Regions from separate parts of the Homo sapiens genome. Here region 1 is linked to region 2. A link is an interaction called in ENCODE POLR2A ChIA-PET data of the cell type or tissue named here. Cell type or tissue: HepG2. All regions are shown on one strand. Each heading gives the region's core, and the rest is flanking DNA. Links, peaks and the distances in the headings are about the cores only. Region 1 overlaps MRPS10 (mitochondrial ribosomal protein S10). Region 2 overlaps C6orf132 (chromosome 6 open reading frame 132).

The links. Peaks named below come from ENCODE experiments on the same cell type or tissue, not always from the same donor. Only the 100,000 strongest peaks of a DNase experiment are listed, where the experiment ranks them.
Region 1: POLR2A ChIA-PET joins it to region 2 with 5 read pairs; 7 of 35 experiments call an interaction of 5 or more read pairs at or near these places.

What each region holds. Positions count from the first base shown.
Region 1 is chr6:42,202,140-42,207,467 of GRCh38, forward strand. It overlaps MRPS10 (mitochondrial ribosomal protein S10), which reads right to left. Exons shown (of 7, transcript NM_018141.4): 7 at 4,668-5,328. Among named protein-coding and RNA genes, the nearest start is that of GUCA1B, 9.8 kb to the left of the region's middle. In HepG2, for the core only: no CTCF peak of the experiment used is centred there; a DNase peak (open chromatin) is centred at 2,312; H3K4me3 peaks cover 292 bases.
Region 2 is chr6:42,104,402-42,109,720 of GRCh38, forward strand. It overlaps C6orf132 (chromosome 6 open reading frame 132), which reads right to left. Exons shown (of 5, transcript NM_001164446.3): 4 at 62-3,182. Among named protein-coding and RNA genes, the nearest start is that of C6orf132, 36 kb to the right of the region's middle. RefSeq lists silencers at 153-252, 273-422. In HepG2, for the core only: no CTCF peak of the experiment used is centred there; a DNase peak (open chromatin) is centred at 2,430; H3K4me3 peaks cover 323 bases.

The DNA of each region.
Region 1 (5,328 bases), core at 329-5,328, 98 kb after region 2:
TCAATTGGTTTTTCATGTGGGTCAGTTGCCCATGACCTGCCCTATAAATAAATGTCGCTGAGCTACTGAGTTATAAATATATCATTTTAAAGAGGATTAGAAATCCAGCCGGGCATGGTGGCTCAAGCCAGTAATCCCAGCGCTTTGGGAGGCTGAGGTGGGCGGATCACTTGAGGTCAGGAGTTTGAGACCAGCCTGGCCAACACACCGAAACCCCATCTCTACTAAAAATACAAAAGTTAGCTGGGCGTGGTGGCGGGTGCCTGTAATCCCAGCTACTCAGGAAGCTGAGGCACGAGAATCGCCTGAACCTGGGAGGCAGAGGTTGCAGTGAGCCGAGATTGTGCCACTGCACTCCAGCCTGGGCGACAGTCAGACCCTGTCTCAAAAAATAAACAAATAAATAAATAAAAATAAAATAAATAAATAAATAGATAAATAAAATAAAGAGGATTAAGAATCCATAGAGAGAAATGAGAGCTTGAAGTGAGTAACAATAGAAAGGATTTAAGGAGGGCAGGGTTAGGAATTGAGCAGGGGATTTGGAAAGAGAGTCCTGGGGATTGCAGGCAGTCAGCCATAAGCCTGGCTCCAGGGGCAAAGATATGCTTAAAATCGACAAACCCATGTCTTCTGAGCCCTAGTCAGGCTGGACCTGAAGCCCCACTGTGAATCATCTCCATCTGAGTGTTCTTGTGACCGAGTAGGACTCCCCTTGCTGATGCCTAAACTCTTGTGTTGCCCCCTCCCTCAGGACCAGTCTGAGCAGTGGGACCACCTAAATTGTGCCGTGTATCTTGCTTCTTGCTTTAATTCATTAATTTTTCCTCCCAGTCAATCACTTTACTTCTAAGCTTTAGACCAAGCTTATCCAATTGGAGGCCCACGGGCTGCATGCGGCCCAGGACGGCTTTGAATGCAGCCCAACACAAATTGGTAAACTTTCTTAAAACATTGTGAGATTTTCTTTCATGATTTTTTTTTTAATTAGCTATTATTAGCGTTAGTGTATTTTATGTGTGGCCCAAGACAATTCTTTCAATGTGGCCCAGGGAAGCCAAAAGATTAGACACCCCTGCTTTAGAGGAAACGAGTACATTTTGGTAACGTGAGAGGTGAACAAACCTGGAATTTAGCTTTGAATATTCTGCATTTAGTATGTGGATATTTGAGTACCTCATAGCCTGCTTACAAATTAGCTTCTAGGGCTGACCCTGTCACTAACAGCTTCATCTGTAAGCTGAAAGGGTGACTGAGTGGGCAAATAACAACTCTCTAAGCCTTGGTTTTCTGTCCTGTAAAATGGGGACAATGGTAAGTACTTCAGTGTGTTAATAAAAATCAAAGGATTTTTGGTTTGTGGCTGGGCGCTGTGGCTCATGCCTATAATCCCAGCACTTTGGGAGGCTGAGGCTGGCAGATTGCTTGAGCTTACAAGTTTGAGACCAGCCTGGGCAACATGGCAAAACCCTGTTTCTACAGAAAAAAAAAAGAAAGAAAAAAAAAGAAAAATTAGCCGAGTGTGGTGATGTGTGCCTATAGTCCCAGCTACTAAGGGGGCTGAGGTAGGAGGATCATTTAAGCCCAGGAGGCGGAGGTTACAGTGAGCCAAGATTGTCACTGCACTCCAGCCTGGGTGATAGAGCCAGAACTGTCTGAAAAACAACGCTAAGGGCTGGGTGCGGTGGCTTATGCCTGTAATCCCAGCACTTTGGGAGGCCGAGGCGGGCGGATCACGAGGTCAGGAGATCGAGACCATCCTGGCTAACACAATGAAACCCCGTCTCTACTTAAAAATACAAAAAATTAGCTGGGCGTGGTGGCGGGTGCCTGTAGTCCCAGCTACTCGGGAGGCTGAGGCAGGAGAATGGAGTGAACCTGGGAGGCGGACCTTGCAGTGAGATTGTGCCACCACACTCCAGCATGGGTGATAGAGCGAGACTCCATCTCAAAAAAACAAAAACAAAAACTCTAAGGTAAATGTTATCCCTACCCTGGAGGTAACCTGAGGTCTTTTCCAGCTGGTTCTTGAACAGTATAGCACACAAGCATCTAAAGTATCATCGGAATGGTACTGCCATTTACTGAATGTCTGTTACCTGCTCAATACTGTGCAAGGTTTTTTATCAGTTATCGAATACTCCAACCTTATTAAGCTGGAGCATTAAATATATGTCAAATGTAAGTATGTAGGTATTATTTCCTACAGACTTATTATTACCTTTACTAATGAGTACACTGAGGCCCTGACAGGGTTAAATCTCTTGCCCAAGTTTACGGCAGTCAGTGGGTTTGAACTCTTATCTGACTCATGTCTGTCTGACTCCAAAGTCCATGTTTGCTCTATTCTGTCATTCATTAGTCTTGTAATAGAACTAACTTAATAATGTAATGTAAGACAGGGATGGTTGCAGACAACTAGAAATGTTAAGAAACTAGACTAATAATTTAAAATGATTGCTTTATGTATTCACTGTGGCATGTTTAAATGGTCATAGGGCCAGGAACATATGCCATTCTTTCAAAGCACTGAAACTTGGCACTTGAACTAGTTTAGTCTGTCTTACCAGAGATCTGTAGTTATACTAAGACTCTTGGATGAGAACATGATTTTATTTAATATGAAGAAAATATAGGCTGGGCATGATGGCTGATGCCTGTAATCTCAGTATTTTGGGAGGCCAAGGCCGAAGAATCACTTGAGGTCAGGAATTTGAGACCAGCCTTGGCAACAAAGTGAGACCCCCATCTCTACAAAAAGATTAAAAAATTAGCCATGTATCATGGTACATGCCTGTGGTTCCAACTACCTGGGAGGCTGAGGCAGGAGGATCATCTGAGCCCAGGAGGTCAAGGCTGCAGTGAGCTGTGTTCATGCCACTGCACTCCAGCCTGGGCGACAGAGCAGGACCCTGACTCCAAAAAATAAAAAAATGAGCTGAGTGTGGTGGTGCACACATTTAGTCTCAGCTACTTGGGAGGCTGTGGTGGGAAGATCCCTTGAGCCCATAAGTTCGATTGTGTAGTGAGCTTTGATCGTACCACTGCACTCCAGCCTGGGCAACAGAACAAGACTCTGTCTCTACAAAAAAAAAAAAAAAAAAGAAAAAGAAAAAAGATCATCTCACTTCCTACCTGCCTTCTGGTTCATTCTATTTTTTTTCTTTTTTTTGAGATGGAGTTTCACTCTTGTTGCCCATGGCGTGATCTTGGCTCATCGCAACCTCTGAGTTCAAGGGATTCTCCTGCCTCAGCCTCCCAAGTAGCTGGGATTACAGGCATGCGCCACCACACCCTGCTAATTTTGTATTTTTAGAAGAGACAGGGTTTCTCATATTGGCCAGGCTGGTCTCCAACTCCCAACCTCACATGATCCGCCCGCCTCAGCCTCCCAAAGTGCTGGGATTACAGGCGTGAGTCACCACTCCTGGCCGGTTCATTCTATTTTTTTTTTGCCATTACTTTTAATGGCAAAAACTGCAATTACTTTTGCACCAACATATATTATCAAATCCACTCTTCTCTCACCATCTCCCATACCCACCATGGACAGAAAGTGTGACCCAGGCATTAATTCTAATTTTCAGGATATGCATTTTACTCAGAGGCCTAATTTAAAACCAACAAAAGAAAACCAAAAATCTTCTTAGCCTATCAAGATAGCTATATCCTGATAAGCTAAGAAGTTATTTTGTTTATATCATTTTTTCAGTACTGTACTTCATGCCAAACTTGTTTATATCAAGAAGCGGGCTTCAAATATGCCAAATACTTTCGTCGAAGAAATACTGCTAGTTTTGGGCCAGGCGCAGTGGCTCATGCCTGTAATCCCAGCACTTTGGGAGGCCGAGGCAGGTGGATCACGAGGTCAAGAGATCAAGACCATCCTGGCCAACATGGGGAAACCCCATCTCTACTAAAAATACAAAAATCAGCTGGGCGTGGTGGCACATGCCTGTAGTCCCAGCTACTTGGGAGGCTGAGGCAGGATAATCGCTTGAACCTGGGAGGCAGAGGTTGCAATGAGCCGAGATCGCGCCACTGCACTCCAGACCGGGTGACAGTGCAAGATTCCATCTCAAAAAAAAAAAAAAAAAAAGAAAGAAAAAGAAAAAAGAAATACTGCTAGTTTTTCTCACGTGCATGTGTGCACATGTAGTTCATTTGCTTATTTAAGCCGAGGTTTTAACACATAATTGGAAGTCCTAAACTAAGGACTTTGGTTTACATGGAGTGCTATGGTACAATCTCGGCTCACTGCAACATCCACCTCTTGGGTTCAAGCAATCCTCCTGCCTCAGCCTCCCAAGTAGCTGGGATTACAGGCGCCCACCACCATGACCAGCTAATTTTTGTGTTTTTAATAGAGATGGGGTTTTACCATGTTGGCCAGGCTGGTCTCGAACTCCTGACCTCAGGTGATCCACCTGCCTCAGCCTCTCAAAGTGCTGGGATTACAGGCTTGAGCCTCCACAACCGGCCGGGTCTATATTTATTTTTAAAGAATTACTTCAGATGAAAATGTGTCATAAATTGCTGCTTTGCTGCACATAGTTACCATTATGTTGCTCATGTTTTATTGACTAGTTCTTGATCTTCAAGTACTTATACCTGGTGTCAGTATGCTTTAGGCATTCATGAATGACAGTCAACAACTGAGCTGAAGGTCATGGGGCACAAAGCTGCAATTCTTTTAATGGTGATGACAGTAACGTAAGTCTGATACACAAGCAGTATGTATTCAACACACTGATACCTGATAGCATGTCAGGAAAAAAGAATAGGCAATGCAGTTTAAGGGGGGAAAAACTGAGAAGTCATAACTACTCCAAAGATGTGCAGGAAACCACAAAAGACATGGACCTGCTTCTACTATAAAAAGAAAATGAAGCACTTCTCTGGGGTTGCTATACCAACTGTTTCAGCCCATTGTAGTCTTGCCTCTTTCAGGGCTTTAGCCACTATTTCATTTCATGGAAAAGCAGACATCTCCTAACAAACAGAGTGACATTTACCAAAATAAAGAGGGCTTCTCAGTGAGAAGCTTAATAAAGAAAAATATTTACCTATGCTTTGCACAATTTTCTTTTTTTTTTTTTGAGACGGCGTCTCGCTCTGTCGCCAGGCTGGAGTGCAGTGGCGCGATCTCGTCTCACTGCAGCCTCCACCGGGCCCGGGTTCACGCAATTCTCCTGCCTCAGCCTCCTGAGTAGCTGGGATTACAGGCACGTGCCACCATGTCCAGCTAATTTTTGTATTTTTATTAGAGACGGGGTTTCACCGTGTTAGCCAGGATGGTCTGGATCTCTTGACCTCGTGATCCGCCTG
Region 2 (5,319 bases), core at 3-5,002:
TGGCCCTCGCCTGGCTTTCCACCCCTCCTGGCTTCCCGCACCAGCCGGGCCCGCAGCTCACCTGCCGGCAGCTGGGGCGAAGCCGTAGTCGGCGCTGCCGGGCGCTTTGTGCTTGGCCTCCGCGGCGCCCCGGGCGGCGCCCTCCAGGGACAGCCTCGGCGCGTGCAGGCCTCCGGGGGGCGCGCGACCCGCCGAGTTCACGCGCCGCATCTCGGGGCCTCCGGGCTGCGGCCCGAAGCAGTTGGGAGAGCTCAGGCTGCGGCCGGTGCCACCGTGGGGTAGCCCTGGGCCTCGGTGCGGCTCCCCGACGTACAGGCGCTTCTTTATGAGCGAGCGGCCCCCTCCCGAGAAGCGCTCCAGGCCCCCAGCCCCGGCGTAGCGCGCGCCCGCGGGAAAGCGCGAGAAGCCGAGAGCCGGGGGCGCCCCGGGGCCAGCGTTCGGGAGCTGCCTCAAGTCTGAGTAGTTGTTCCGGGGAGGGGAGCTCTGGCGGCCCAGATACTGGAGGGCCGGGGCCGGGGGCTCAGGGTCATTGCTGAACTCTGGCGGCGGTGGGATGACCTCGAAGTTGAACTCCTCCTCCTCCTCCTCCCTCTTGTTCGAAGGAGAAGGTGGGGAGGAGAAGGACTTGGGCAGCGGGTGGCCCTGGGGGAGGTTGGAGGGAGCTACTCTTTCCCAGGCCACAGGGGCCTGGGGCTCTGGCTTTGTCCAGTTGTGCCTGCGGCTCAGCTCTGTGCCCTCTGCGTCTCTTCCCAGCCGCGGCCCCCACTTATTGGGTATTTCGGTCGTCAGCGGGGAGTCCTTCTCAGCCTCCTTGGGTAACTTGGGCACCACAGTGAAGGAGTTGGGCGTGCCCTGGCTGTGGAAGATGCTGTCAGAGCTGGCCTCGGCTTGGTGGCTGTGGTCACGGAGACTTCCTGGCAGAGAGGACCGACCCAGGGCAGCCCCTACAGACCTTCCCTTCTGAGCCCTCTGCCTGGCCGCCAGGAGCAGGGCCATCGGCGAGCCCCGCTCCACCACCTCCCCAGTCACCGGGTGCCTGAGGAGTTCATCAGTGGGCTGGGCCGAGGCAGGAGGCTTGGCTGGCAGCCCTGGGGGCTCCTTCACCTCCACGGGCTCCCCTGGCCCTGCAGCCCCTCCTCTGGCCAGGGTGGGCATCACCACAGCAACCTCACGGCTGAGGCTGCTCTGGTGGCAGTGGGGCTTGTAGAGACATGGCACCTCTCCTCCACCAGGAGATGTCTTTGGTGGGAAGGCTGCAGATGAGCGGGCTCCCTGTGTGGGCAGCCTAGTGGCCTCTGAGGGGGACCCCTCTCCCCTTGCCTGGGAGGGAGTGGAAACTTCTTGAGATGCTGGCTTCTCTGGCTGGCCAGCTGGGCCTGAGTCCTTCTCTGCCATCAGTTGGGATGTGGTGGTGGGCAGAGTTGTGGCTGTAGATGCTATGGCAGGGCCAGATGTGGCCTTGAGTGGTGTGGTTGGCCCAGATGTGGCCTTGAGTGGTGTGGCTGGCCCAAGTGTGGCCTTGGGTGGTGTGGCTGGCCAAAGTGTAGCCTTGGGTGGTATGGCTGGCTCAGGTGTGGCCTTGGGTGGTATGGCTGGTCCCAACATAGCCTTGGGCTGGAGTGATGTAGTTGGCAGCAGGGTGGTGGATTGAGGTGGCAGATTCTTGGCCACAGGCTTGGAGAGTTTGTCATCATCAGCCCCGTTTTCACAAATTCTTCCCCCTTCTAGCCGAGGCTTAGGGGGCAGAGATCCTATGCTGGGCTTAGCCTCCTTCTCTGCTGCTGAGGAGAGCCGGGCCTCCAGCTCATTCCGGATCTGCCGCACACTGGGAGTTGGAGAGTCTTGGGGAATGTAGTCCACAGAGGGCAGGGTCAGGCTGGGGGCAGCCTCTGTCTCTGTCAGGCTGCTGCCGCCAAGACTCTTTTCAGGAACACCTGGGGGAGTGTCCTTTGCTGGCAGGCTCAGGAGAGTCTCCTTCTCAGGCAGGCGGGGGCCCTTCTTGCCCTCCTTGCTCTGAGGGGCCACTGTTGGGCCTGGCCTGTGACTGAGGAATCGGTCCTCTCTCCTGGAGCCACAGAGATAGGCTGCCAGCTCGTTCCGCAGCTTTTCCATCTGGCTGGGGTCCCTCCAGTCCACAGGTGCTGAAGACGCTGTGTTCTCTGGGCTGGGGGGGTTGGGTTTGGGTTTGAGAGCAGGAGAGCTGGATTTAGGGGTTTTTGTAAACCCAGCAGGTGGATGGGCTGCCTTCTGAGCACAGGGCAAAGGAGGTGCAGCTGGGGGAAGTGGGGGTGCTGGGGGAGGGAGGGGGGGTGCAGGAGGGGGCAGGGGAGGGGCTGGAGGCGGAGTCCCAGCTCGTTCATCTGCTTGGGACTGGGACTGGCCAAGCCTTGGGCTGGCTGGTGCTGTGGCCTTGAGCTCCCCAGGGCAGTCTGGCTCGGGGGCCCTGTCTGGGTAGACCTGGGAGGCGGGGCGGATGTGGAAGCTGGGAGGCAGTGGGAGTCGGCTGGGAGCCTTCTTGGTGGCCCCCTCTTCCTTTCGGGGAGCCTCTTGTGCTTCCTGAACTGGGATGGACGAAGTCCTGACTGGGGTTGGGGGAGGCACTTTGAAAGAACGGGGGAAGGTGAGATGGGGCTCTGGGTTAGGTCCCAGGGCGCTCCCCTTTGGCTCAGCAGGGCTTCTCGGGGGGCTGGCTCTGGTGGCCTCTGCCTGCCTGCCATTCAGTGCTACATCTGATTTCCACTTGGTGACACCCCCAGGGGGAAAGAGACGAGTCCCCACTGTGTGAGGAGATGCTGGAGCTGGGGGTGCTGGGGCTGGCACAGGAGGCGGTGGGGGGGCTAGAAAGGCCAAGGGTGGGGCAGGGGGAATGAAGTCAGGAGGGGTGGGTATGGATGGGGAGGAAAGAGTGTGTGGTGGGGATAGGGCCTCCAATACTGGGGGTGGAGGTGGGGCCATGCTGGGCGGGGGTGGGGGTTCCAGCAGCAGGGGAGGTGGTGGGGGTGCTGTGGAAGGTGGAGATGGCAGTGGCGACCCCCCTGGAGGTTCTGAAATGTCCTGAGGGGGCCCTGGGGCTGGGCCTGGGGGAGGTGGGGGGATGAGTAGATCCTGGCCATATTGTCCAGGCCTCAGGTCACCCACAGAGCTGTACAGTCGGAGGTTGCCATTGACTAGTGAGCTGGTACCTGAAAGAAGGAGAGGCAAAGATGGGGGGCAGGAACAAGGCAGACTAGCCCTGCCAATTTCTGTTTACCCAGGGCAGGGGCAGGGGTGGGCACCCAAGAGAATGACTGGATCATTTTCTCCTGAACACCAAGAGAGGGAGCAGCCCTGTGTCCAGTCTCCTGAGCTGTCCTGGGGGTGTCCCCCCTTCTTTCTAGGGAGCGTCTCCTGCCTGTCCCTGGCACAGCCTTTGAAGCCTGTATGGAATTACCTCCATTTGCCTCCCCAGAGTCACCCTCTAACCTGTGCCGGGACTCCCTTGCCCCCTGAGATGGGGGGTGGGGACAAGAGGGCCAGGGCACTGATTCCTCTGGCTGCCTCCTGGCTGCGTCACAGGTTGGCAGCAGCTGTCTTTCCTGCCCCGCAGACACAGGTCCTGTCGGGGTGTCCCTCTCCCACTATGTTCAGTCCCTGGGTGTCACTGTCCCCAGGAGACAAGAGTCGCCTAACCAAGCTCACACTCTGGTATACTGTCCCTTTACTCAACTCTCTTCAGTTATCCCCTTTGAGTGCGCCATCTGTTTCTTGCTGGGACCTTGACCTTGGCCAAGCCAGAAAGTCCAGGGTTCAAATCCCAGCTCTACCACTTATTAGATGAGTGACCTTGAACACACTAATTAACCTTGCTGAGCCTCAGTTTCCTCATCTGTCAAAGGGGCATGATGTCAGTGCTCGCTTCTTACAGCTGTTGTGAGGATTAAATGAGAGAATCCATGCAAATACACAGAAAGGGCTTGTCATGGTGCCAGGCCTCCAGTAGGCATTTAATAAAATGGAACCACTTTGATTCCTACCATCTGTGCTTAACTTTTCAGACTGTGTGAGACAGGGAAGGTGGGAAAGAGATAGGAAGTCATGGGGCAGGGGCGAGAGACCTCCTCAGTGAGGAAGGCTGGGTGAGAGACCCGCAGGAGGGAGCAATTTGCACAAACTACTCCTGCTTTCTAAAGACCCTGAAACTATTAAGAACCCAGCTGTCCACTTCATAGAGAATGGAGGCAGATTCTGGACTGCAGAATAGAACAGGGGTGTGCAGAAGGAAGGTGGCCTGGACAATCTGGGTGCTAAAGAGATGCTGAGAGCCCCTGGCCCCAGCAGCGCACATCCCTCTCTTGTCCTCGGACCAGGTCCCCAGCCCCTCTCCCAGAGTCTACTTCCTTCTTAGGGGCACCCATCCTTTGCTCCCCTCCTCTCAGTCCCTAACAGTGTGGCGAACCTGGGGAGTGTGCGGCTCTGAAGGGCTCCTCCCAGCTGCCTGACTTCAAACTGAAGAAACCAAGAGTGGGGAAGGGGAAAACTAACATTCACTGAGCACCCAACTGTCAGGCAGGACTTAGGAGCTGGGGTACAGCAGCAAAAAAACCAACAAAACAAAAAACAGACAAACACTGGTCCTCCTAGGGAGCTTACGCTTGAACGGGACAATGAACATAATGTGTGAGTACATTATTATCACATTAGAGGATGAGTGCGATGGGAAAAAACACCAGCAGGGGAGGGGTGCAGCAGGTGCAATTTAAATAGGGCAGTCCGGCCGGGTGCGGTGGCTCACACCTGTAATCCGAGCACTTTAGGAGGCTGAGGCAGGTGGATCACGAGGTCAAGAGATAGAGACCATCCTGGCCAACATGGTGAAACACTGTCTCTACTAAAAATACAAAAATTAGCTGGGCATGGTGGTGTGCACCTATGGTCCCAGCTACTCAGAGGCTGAGGTGGGAGAACTGCTTGAACCCGGGAGGCAGAGGTTGCAGTGAGCTGAGATCACACCACTGCCCTCCAGCCTGGCAACAGAGCGAGACTCCATCTCAAATAAATAAATAAATAAATAAATAAAGCAGTCTGAGAAGGCCTCGCAGAGAAGGTGACATTTGAGCAAAGAAGGGAGGAGTGAGGGAGACGGCCACACAGATGCCTCGCAGAAGAGCATTCTAACCTGAGAGGTCTGCAGTGCAAAGACCCCAAGGCGGAAATGTGCCTGGGGTATTTCAGGAGCAACAGGAGATGCTGTGGCCGGGGCAGTGTGGGAGGGGAAAGCAAGCAAGCAAAGTGGCCAGACTCCGGTCAGACTCCAGCAGTCCTTGCAAGAACCTTTTCTCT